2 separate regions of the Homo sapiens genome follow, and region 2 is linked to region 1. The links are chromatin contacts, found by Hi-C or POLR2A ChIA-PET in ENCODE. All regions are on one chromosome and are shown on one strand. Each heading gives the region's core, a stretch centred on a gene start or an enhancer-like site at or near the end of the contact. The rest is flanking DNA. Distances are from core to core; before and after follow the strand shown.

Region 1 (4,836 bases), core at 149-2,648:
CAGTGACGTCCCCCTTGCGCCCCTGTGCCATGGACACACTGAGATCAAGGTCAGGGTTCAAAGTGAGATTAAGGTAGGGAAGTGGTCAGGCCGGGCTCCATCTTCGAAGGCCATGCTGAAGGAGGGGGCTGAAAGGAGAAATCCAAGGGAGGAGCCAGAGCCAGGGCAGGTAGCTGGGGAGGGTGCGGCTAGCCTGGAAGGACAGGCCTGGGCAGGGAAGTGGCAGGAGGAGGGAGGAGGGGAAGGCTTGGGGGTGGGTTGCTATGCGGCTTTAATGGGGGTGGGGCATGCAGCACCTAGTGGTAGCAGAGAGGAAGACATAGGGGAGACGAAGAGATCCAGGAGTCTGGGAAACCTTCCAGAGTGGGAGAGTAGCAGAAGGATGAGAGAGTGTCCTCTCTCATTTCTCCGACCTGCTGTCCCTTTTTGGCTGGGAGCATCTAGTGGAGAGGGTTTAGAGGCTTAAATCTGATGCCAAAGGCATACTCACATTGAGTTTGTGCATCTCATCACCCTCTCCCTTATTCTATGGATGACACACACACATTCTCTCTCACACATAGACTAAGAGAGGTGGCCCTTGAAGAGGTCTGGCACTTCTCCCTGGGGCTGGCTCTTGGATCTTATTGCTGGGTCCCTGGCACCTTGGGGACATCCTTGTTGAGAAGTGAAGTCTTGCTCTACTTCCTGGGGCTGTCTCGGGGTCTGAAGGGGGGTGAGACAGGCATCTCAGAACTGTCTGGTGGTGGAGGGGAGGCTCAGGGAGCACGTGCTGCTGAGGCAAGCACAGGCCTGTGCTCATGGAAAGCAGAGGGGTGTGTGTACGTGTGTGTGCGTGCGTGTGTGTTCATGCATGTGCATGAAACCTCAGGTGTCTGTGTCCCTATGTATCTCTATGTTTGTGAATCTTAGTGTGTTCTAGATTTGCTTTCTATAGGGAACAGAGTGTGATGAAAGAGAAGGGAAGCCTTGCCGTCCTCCCACCCCTGAGCAGATAGCTGTGGTCCTGATGACCTAGCCCAATTTGTCCTCTGAACCTGGTGATGCTGCCCTGGCCATGGGGCCACTGTCCCTGGGGCAAGGAGCCCAGATTTCACCACACTAAGTCACCACACATGGAGAAACTGAGGACAGGTTGGCACAGAGAAAGTCTTGCTTAAAAGAAACTGAAAAAGAGAGACTCACAGACAAGACAAGGGACAGCTACCCAGGCCCAAAGGTGCAGACACAGAGAAGCCAGGCACTGGGAGAAGCAAGGAGAACAAGCAGGCGGGTAAGGGCAGTGAGGCCTCCTCCAGGAAAAAACCCCAGTCGACTGCCTCTTTTCCCCTCCCCTCCCCGGTCTCTCCTCCTCCGGCACAGGCTCCAGCTCCAGGCCGACACAAACGGGGCTTTGATTGCAACAGGAAACCTCTTGGGCGGGGGGGGGGCGGGGGGAGCCGGGCAAGCCGCCGCCGCCAGGGCCCAGGCTGCACCCCCCTCTCCTGGCCCCCTACCCGGTCCCAGCCCCCATCCTGCCCAACGCGCCTCACATCCCTGCTTTGGGCCCCACTCTCATTCACACCTCGCTATTCTTCTGCTCTTCTGCTGCCCCCTCCTCCAGAGACCCCCCTCCCATTGCCCTTCAGGTGGGACTCCTACCTCAGGACTTACCCTTCTGGCAGGGCCTGCTTTACTTTGAAATGCCCCCTTTTCAGCTTTTCGAGGGAAGGTTTTAGAAAAAAGGGAGAATTTAGCGTGAGGAATTCAGAGCCAGTTATCCTCAAGCCCCATCCAGAAGGTGGCAAGGAGGGAAAGGCAGGGTGCATGAGGAGTTAGCTGTCCCTGCCCTGCCTCGTCCTGGCCAAACTCATCCTTGCCAGGGTGGCAGGGACTCTAAGGGGTGACCCCGAAAGAATCTGAGTGCTAATGGCTTTGTTAGTTGGGAAGGGGTACTCTCCTCTTTGCCTCTAGGGCTATGCCTTTGTGGGGCTCTAGCTGGGAGGGGGGTATGCCCTGGTGGTGGGGATCATAGGGAAGGGGGTGAGTCAGGCAGCAGCCCCCCTTCATACTCCCACCAGGATGGTGGAGAACATCTGGTTCCCATGAAATGCTAGAAGGCTAATGGGTCTAATTGCTGCAATAAGGGCTGGGGAAACTTTGGGGAAAAGAGGGGGCACTAGATCCCCCACCCTCTTACCTTCTCCCCAAGGCTGTACTAAGTCTGTCTAGAATGGGGGGGTCAGGGTTGATGGGGAGGGCGGGCCTGACACCGTAATGCCTGGTCCTAAGGACCCCCTCCATGCAATGCCTGGGATGCACACACAGATGGGGTGATGAGTGGGGTGCATCTGGTGAAGAGAAACGGGGGCTATTGAGGACTCATGGCTTCCTGGAGCCCTCCCCCAACTCCTCCTGTGCCCTCCTCCCAACCCCCCTCCCTGTGGCCTGGCCACTTCTGGTTCTAATTACCAACCAGGCAGGCCTGACTTAATTGGGACCTTTCAGATTTCTGAGGGGGAAGGGGGGTACTGACAGCTTGAAGTTGACTAATCAAGGCTCTTTCCCTCTTGTTTTCGGGGTACTCCCTATTTTGCACTTAACTGTTTTTGTTGTTGTTTGCTGCTGGTCAGATTCTGATTCAGAAAGTTCTTTCTTTCTCTCTCTCTCTCTCTCTTTCTTTCTCCTCCTTTCTCTTTCTTCCTTTTTCTTTCTTCTTTCTTTCTCTTTCTTTTCTTTCTCTCTCTTTCTTTCTTTTTTTTGTGGGGTTCGGGTGACTGGATTCAGAAATGGGTATTTGGGGTTGGGGGAGGAGAAGGGAGTTTACACTGGGTTGGAAAGAGCAGTGCATTCCCTCTCCATCCCTGCTTCAAGCCCCCTAGTCAGCCTTGCCACCCCGAGGTTTCCTCGCCATCCACAAGTCAGGCCTTTTCCCAGCCCCGGCAGCCCCCCGCCCCTCCCCCGCGCCCGCCATCCCTCGCCTACTCTGGCACCCCTTCCTGCCCTTTATTCTTCCAACAGGCGCCCCACTCCTGCAGCACCCCAGTGCGCCCCCCACCCGGTACAACAGATTCTTAGAAAAGCGCGCCCCGCCCTGGCCCAGCCACAGCCGCCTGGCGGGGGAAGGGCCGGGCCGGGCGCCGCTCCCGCTCCGCGGCGCTGCCCGTGTGAGCGGCGCTGACAGAGCCGGCTGGGCAGGCAGGCCGGGCGGCCCGGCGGCTGAGGGCGGGGCGCGGGGGAGGGGGGGATTTCCGGGAGTCGCCGCTGCTGGCGCTGTCCGGGGCCAGGGTCCCCCCATTCGGCCCTGCCGGGCCAGGGCAAACTTCTGACGTGGCCAGCCCCCCGCCCACCTCACCCCCTTCTCCGCCGGGCGAGGGCGCTCAGTGCCGGAAGGGGCAACCCAGGGAACAGTGTTGCGGCCTTGGAGAGCTGAGGGGCACTAACCGAAGGGAGGGCAGTTATGCCTAGGCTAGAGGGTATTTAAAGACCCTGAGAACAGTCAGTGACCAGAAGCGCCCCTATTGCCGAGGGAGCCCTTGGCAGTGAGAAACTGGAGGAGGGGAGTTGGCCATCAGGGGCAGATTCATCGAGGCGCAGTTGGCACGGCAGGCACAGCTTATGGGGTAGTTTTGTGCTCTAAAAGTGAAGTTATGTTCGAAGAAGGAGCATCGAGAGAGACGGTCGAGGCGCTTAGGGGGCGTCAGTTGCGGGATAAGGCTTCGGGGACTCGGAGGGAGGCGGCCCGGGCCGCGGCGGAGGGCGGACTGCTCGGGCTAGGAGGGGTAGACTCTGGCTGCGCTGGAGGGGGCGGGGGGACTCCGCGGCAGCGCTGAAGACGGCCTGGGCGGGGTGGGGCGGGGCCGGGTCAGGAGGAGGTGAGCGCGCTCGGCCACCCGCCCCGAGGGGGGTTCCCAGAGAGTTCACGGCGGGAGCGCGCTCCGGCCCTAGGACCGCGGGTGGGGAGACGGGAAGGAAGGAGGAGGCAGCGCGCGCCGAGCCGCAGGAATGCACTTTTCGGCCCTGAAGCGGGCGCGCGGAGGGCGAGGGCGGAGCCAGGCCTGGGAATGAGAGGGGTGGAGGTAGTGCAGGTCCCGAGCCTCAGGAGAGCAGCTGCGCGCGGGGACCTCCACGTTCCCCTCTCCCCAGTCATCCTTAACACCCCTGTATTGACTAGTGTGAAAAAGGGAGAGTTTGGGGAGAGGGAAAACTCTGAAAGGAAATGCTTATGCTTGGTTCCTCCTCTCCTTCTTCCAACCCCGACCTGGGCACGCGCCTCAGTGCAAATGCATGCAAAGCCTATGAGCTGTGGAGAGTATGCCTGCAAGCATTCTCCCGAGCAAGGTGTGTTTGCACAAACGTGTGTGCACCTATGATTTTATATGCGTGCTCACATGTATGTTCACTCTTGCATATTTGCAAATTCTTGGTGCCTGATAAGATAAATGCATGCACGGATGTGTGTCTAAGCAAGCGCGCGCGCCGCGGAGCGAGTGTACGTATGTGTATGTGTGCGCTCCACTCTCAGCTTTGCTCATCTCGGTGCCCGGCCCCCTTCGCTCTCCAAGCCCCACCCCCCACCCCTCCAGGCTTCGCTTTTAAAAAAGGTCTCCCCAGTGCTAGCTGCCGAAGCACCCAGATAAGAGCTGGACGGAGGCTAAAGCGGCAGCCCCAGCTTCGCGCCCCGCCCAGTCCCTTTCCCCTGCTGGGGATCCCCCCTCTTCCCCGCCCACCCCTTACCCGCATGCAGCCCAGCGCCCTATGCTAGCCCTCCCCCTCCCCCCCTGCTGGAGCGGGGCGCCGCCGGGGGAGGAGGGGGAATCGGCTGCGGGTCCTTGGTGTTTCCAGCACCCAGTTTCC
Region 2 (5,191 bases), core at 887-3,386, 3.5 Mb before region 1:
GCCATCTCCATAAGATAAAAGTGCTAGACAAGGCTAGAGGTAGTGGCTCACACAAGTAATCCCAGCACTTTAGGAGGCCAAAGCAGGTGGATCACTTGAGGCCAGGAGTTTGAGACCAGCCTGGCCAACATAGTGAAACCCTGTCTCTACTAAAAATACAAAAGTTAGCTGGGTGTGGCAGTGCACACCTGTAATCCTAGCTATTTGGGAGGCTGAGGCATGAGAATTGCTTGAGCCTGGGTGACCAAGGTTGCAGTGAGCCATGATTGTGCCACTGCATTCCAACCTGGGCGACACAGCGAGACTCTGTCTCAAAAAAATAAGTAAAATAAAATAAAACTATGTTTTTCATGTGACATGTTATTCATGTGACTGCCCACTCTAGCCCACAATTGCCATAAGGTATCATTACACAGTAAGAGTGATTGGCAGATCTCCACATCAATAGCAGATGGGTTCCCTTCATACTTGTAAAGCTCTCCATGATTCTGCAAGCTTCCTATAATTCATATTTTCTTATACCTGGGTGTTCTATTTGAGAGACTAAATATATGAACAGCAGCCAGACCATATATAAAAACAGAACTCTGACCCACAATCTACAGCAACCTGCTGGGGAAACCAACCCCCTTATCTATAATAAACAGCACAGGAAGCAAGCTTGCTACAAGTCAGACTTGTATAAAGTCAAACTGCTATCTCTAATGATGATCCTGGAGGCCAAACAACAACCCCTGTAGCAATGGGCCCAAATGCCTTAACTAGTATCCTACAGCTTCCTTAACAGCTTCCAACATAGGTCCAACCAAAGAAAGCCAAACACCCACCCCTAAACCAATCACATACCGCATCCTACTACTAGTTAGCCCAGGTACAGCTTCTCCATGCCAACAGCCTCCAATCAAAGAATACCTTGACGGCTTCCCTTTTTTATAAAGCTTTCCTACTCCTCTGCCTGCCTTTGAGTCCTGTCAAATGCAAGTGATGATGGCTGACTCCCTTGCTATAGTAAGCTCTGAATAAATAGCCTATGCTTTTCTCATTTGGTTATTTATTTCCACATATTGGATCTAGTAATTCATGAAATTCCATGAAGAACTAATTTCCAAAACTTTTTTTTTTTTAGACACGGTCTTTCTCTGTTGCCCAGACTGGAGTGCAGTGGCACTATCATGGCTCACAACAGCCTGGACCTCCCAAGCTCGAGAGATTGATTGCCCCCTCCCCCCACTCCCCGCCCCCAACCCTTCAGCCTCTAGGGTAGCTGGGACTACAGGCGCACGCAACTACATCTGGCTAGTTGTGTGTGGGTGCGTGTGTGTAGACAGAGATCTCACAATGTTGCCCCAACCGGTCTCGAACTCCTGGCCTCAAGCGATCCTCCTGCCTTGGCCTCCCAAAGTGCTGACGTTACAAGCATGAGCCACCGCACCTGCCTACAAACGTTTTTAAAAGATACTGGTGTCGGCCAGGCGTGGTGGCTCACACCTGTAATCCCAGCACTTTGGGAGGCTGAGGCGGGCGGATCACGAGGTCGGGAGATCGAGACCATCCTGGCTAACACGATGAAACCCCGTCTCTACTAAAAATAAAAAAATAAAAAAATAAAAAAAAATTAGCCGGGCGTGGTGGCTGGCGCCTGTAGTCCCAGCTACTAGGGAGGCTGAGGCAGGAGAATGGCGTGAACCCGGGAGGCGGAGCTTGCAGTGAGCCGAGATCGCGCCACTGCACTCCAGCCTGGGCAACAGAGCGAGACTCTGTCTCAAAAAAAAAAAAAAAAAGATACTGGTGTTATTTCTAAAACATCCAAAAAGTTCACGTGGAGCATCCTTTTTACTTCATCTTAATAACCTAAATCAATATGCTATAGGTCTCACATTTCCGGAGAAGATCCTCTTCCTGGAATGGACGCGGCCTTCTGCCCACAAGAGCGGTGGCCCTAGTGCCCGAACGCGTGGGCAGATCGCAAACTGCTGCGTCTCCCGCAGCCCCCGCGCGCACCAAGTGGGAACTACAATTCCCGGCGGCCCCGGCGGACTGCGGGCCGCCGGGTCAGACAGCCGACCTCGGCCATAAGCGCCTGCGCAGTCGCGGGGCCGCCGGCCGTGCTGTTCCCGCCAATTCCTGTGGTAATCCTTACCGTGGCGAGTTCCGCGCTCAATGGAGACGTTTGACCCCACCGAGCTGCCCGAGCTGCTTAAACTTTATTACCGGAGGCTCTTTCCCTACTCTCAGTACTATCGCTGGCTCAACTACGGTGGAGGTGATGGAGGCGAGGAATGGGTTCGGGAGCGGAGTGTGAGGAGGTTGGAGGCGGGGTGTCCTTAGAATGACAATATGAAGCGCCTTCTGTGCACCAGGCTTTGTGCCGCGCGCCTTCATTTGCTCTCTCGAGCCCGCCCCACCACTTCATAGGTGTAAATGGGCCGAGAGAGGATATAATAAGCCAGCCTGCGGCCACGCTGTAAAAAAAAAAAAAAAAAAAAAAAAAACAGAGCCGCCGCTCCTACCTCTGCGTGGTCAGGCTCACATTAGGTGCCCCGTTTACCTGCAGCGGTGCCCAGGGGGTTACTGGGGCGTAGCGTGAAGCTGCTGAGGCATGGTTTGCATCAGGAGCGGAAGAGCCTCTCTCAGAGGAAGAGAAATACTTTCTTCCTTGCAGCTGAATTTATTAGTGCGAATCGAGGAGAGAGGGGTGGCATTACATATTTAAAATATTTATGCATCTGTTTCATCTTTTGTACCGTTCCCTAGCAAATACGGAATGGTAACTGCTTTCAAATTAGGGACTAGGTCATGTGGATTTTGTTTTGTTTTTCTTTTACATCTACCACGGTGTTGAGCATAGGGGGCTCATTAAAAACATCTTCTCGGGCCGAGTGCCGTGGCTTACGCCTATAATCCCAGCACTTTGGAAAGCCGAGGAGGACGGATTACCTGAGGTCAGGAATTCGAGACCAGCCTGGCCAACATGGTGAAACCCCGTTTCTACAAAAAATACAAAAATTATCTGGGCATGGTGGGTCGCATGCCTGTAGTCCCAGCTACAGCCTCGGGAGGCTGAGGTGGTAGGATCCCTTGAACCCGGGAGGCGGAGGTTGCAGTGAGCCTTTATCGAGCCACTGCACTCCAGTCTGGGCGACAGAGCAGGAAGCAAGCAAGATTCCCTCACCGAAAAAAAAAACTTCTCATTGGCTAAAATTATAATGCCCTGAGCCAAATAAAGTAGCAAATTAACTTTAAAATGTACATTTATTTTGCAGTGATAAAGAATTACTTTCAACACCGTGAATTTTCATTCACATTGAAAGATGATATTTACATTCGCTACCAATCCTTCAACAACCAGAGTGATCTGGAAAAGGAGATGCAGAAAATGAATCCATACAAGATTGATATAGGCGCAGTATATTCTCACAGAGTAAGAAATCTTTTTTTAATATATTTTGTTGTTTTATTTTGTAAACCAAGAATGGGTTGATTCCTCTTGCGTTTTGAGATTAAATTTTTAGAGTTTATTCTAGATGAAAAGCCACTTTTTAATTGTTTGGCAAGTGATTAATCCTTTTTTGTTCTTTGACGTTCTGCATTACTGATGAAATCATTTGGGAGTGAATTGGTTGCATTTTTACTAGGACAAAAAAAATTGAGTATCTAGCTACTAGGAAGAGGAAGTCGACATGATTTAGGAAAGGGAAATAATTAGCCGGGCGTGGTGGTACGCGCCTGTAATCCCAGCTACTGAGGAGGCTGAGGCAGGAGAATCGCTTGAACCCGGGAGGTGGAGGTTGCAGTGAGCCAAGATCGCGCCATTGCACTCCAGTCTGGGCGACAGAGCGAGACTTGGCCTCAAAAAAAAAAAAAAAGAGGGAAATAAAAGAGAATTACATTCTCTTCCACCATGGAAGTTATTCTTTTTTTCTTTTAATTGTTTATTTTTATTGAGGTCAAATATACATATAAAACTTATTATCTTTACCACGTTTAAGTGTACAGTTCAGTCATAATAAACATTTATATTCTTTTTCCTTCATACCCCTGGAGTTATTCTTGATTCCTCTCTTTCTCACATTCCCATACCCATTCTATTAGGAAATCCCTTTGGCTCTACCATAAGTGTATCTAAAATCCAGCCACTACTACCAGTGCTACCAACATTATCATCTCATCTGAATTACTGTAAAAACCTCCTAACAGTTTGCCTTTGTAGAATCTAGAGTCCATTGTCAATACAGAAGCTAGAGTAATCCTTTTAAAACAACTCAGAATCTGTGATTCCTCTGCTGAAAACATTCTCTGGTGGCTGCTCATTTCACTGACTAAAAGTCCTTCTCTCCCCCTCATTCATTCCTGCCACACTGACCCTTGCTCAAGCTGTTTCCACTGCCTAAAACCCATTTCTATACTTGGTTCATCCCCTCACCTCCTTCAAATCTTTGCTCAAATAGCACCTTCTCAGTGAGGTCTACTAAAACCTGCCACTCCTCCCACCCCCTGCCACTGGTATATTCTAAGTACCCTAGAAGAGTGCCTGGCAAGAGACAGTACACTATAAATATTTGTTGAGTGAATGAACAAACCAAAATTGCCCTTCTTCCCCTTCTCAAATATATACACTGGTGGGTGGAGGGAATACATACATAGCATAATAGCTTTTATGTGGAGTTTTTCATGTTATATAACTTGTTACTTGTATCAATCCTCATTCTTTTTACAAAGGAGGAAACAGGCCCAGAGAACTTGAATAGTTTGCACAAGCTCACACACAATTTCTAAATGATAGAGCTGGCACTTAAACCCAGGGTTTCTGACTCTAAATCCCAGACCCGTCTCTCATCATCAAAGTAAGGGGAGAAGAGGTAATAAAAGGCAGGCAGAAAAAAATACTTTGGAGTTGTTTTACTTCCCCTTTATAGGTTGAGAATAAAACTGAAAATGAACTTCTAAGAAGGGTTAGGGTGCCACTCTCTACTTCCTTCTCCTTAATTTCTAAAGGGAGAAAACGTCTCATTTTTTTCTTGGGCCAAGACAGAAGCATCTATAGACCTTTATTTACTTTTTGTGTTTTGTTTTGTGATTTTTGTCAGTTATGTATGCACATGGTTTACAAAATCAAGTACTTCTATTCGGCTTTTAAAAAATCTGCTACCAGGCTGGGCCGGTGGTTCACACCTGTAACTCTAGCACTTTG

Evidence for each region. Hi-C counts contacts between places; a loop is a spot of excess contacts on that map. ChIA-PET counts read pairs that join two places held with the same protein, here RNA polymerase II (POLR2A).
Region 2: a map with no recorded cell type shows a loop between it and region 1 (9-fold over the local background). The contact joins the promoter of PRIM1 here to the enhancer-like site in region 1. A Hi-C loop is called at or near these places in 1 of 37 single-sample maps with no recorded cell type. POLR2A ChIA-PET finds 5 or more read pairs at or near these places in 1 of 52 experiments (B cell).

What each region holds. Positions count from the first base shown.
Region 1 is chr12:53,220,118-53,224,953 of GRCh38, reverse strand. All of the region lies in intron 3 of RARG (retinoic acid receptor gamma), which reads left to right. Among named protein-coding and RNA genes, the nearest start is that of RARG, 9.7 kb to the left of the region's middle. RefSeq lists silencers at 3,021-3,370, 3,931-3,980, 4,551-4,836. Within about 2 kb of position 1,398, at least 21 of the 41 ENCODE cell types and tissues checked have a DNase peak (open chromatin) inside an H3K27ac peak, as active enhancers do.
Region 2 is chr12:56,749,268-56,754,458 of GRCh38, reverse strand. PRIM1 (DNA primase subunit 1) reads left to right here and starts at 2,136. Exons shown (of 13, transcript NM_000946.3): 1 at 2,136-2,263; 2 at 3,264-3,421. The coding sequence starts at 2,161. RefSeq lists a silencer at 2,200-2,494.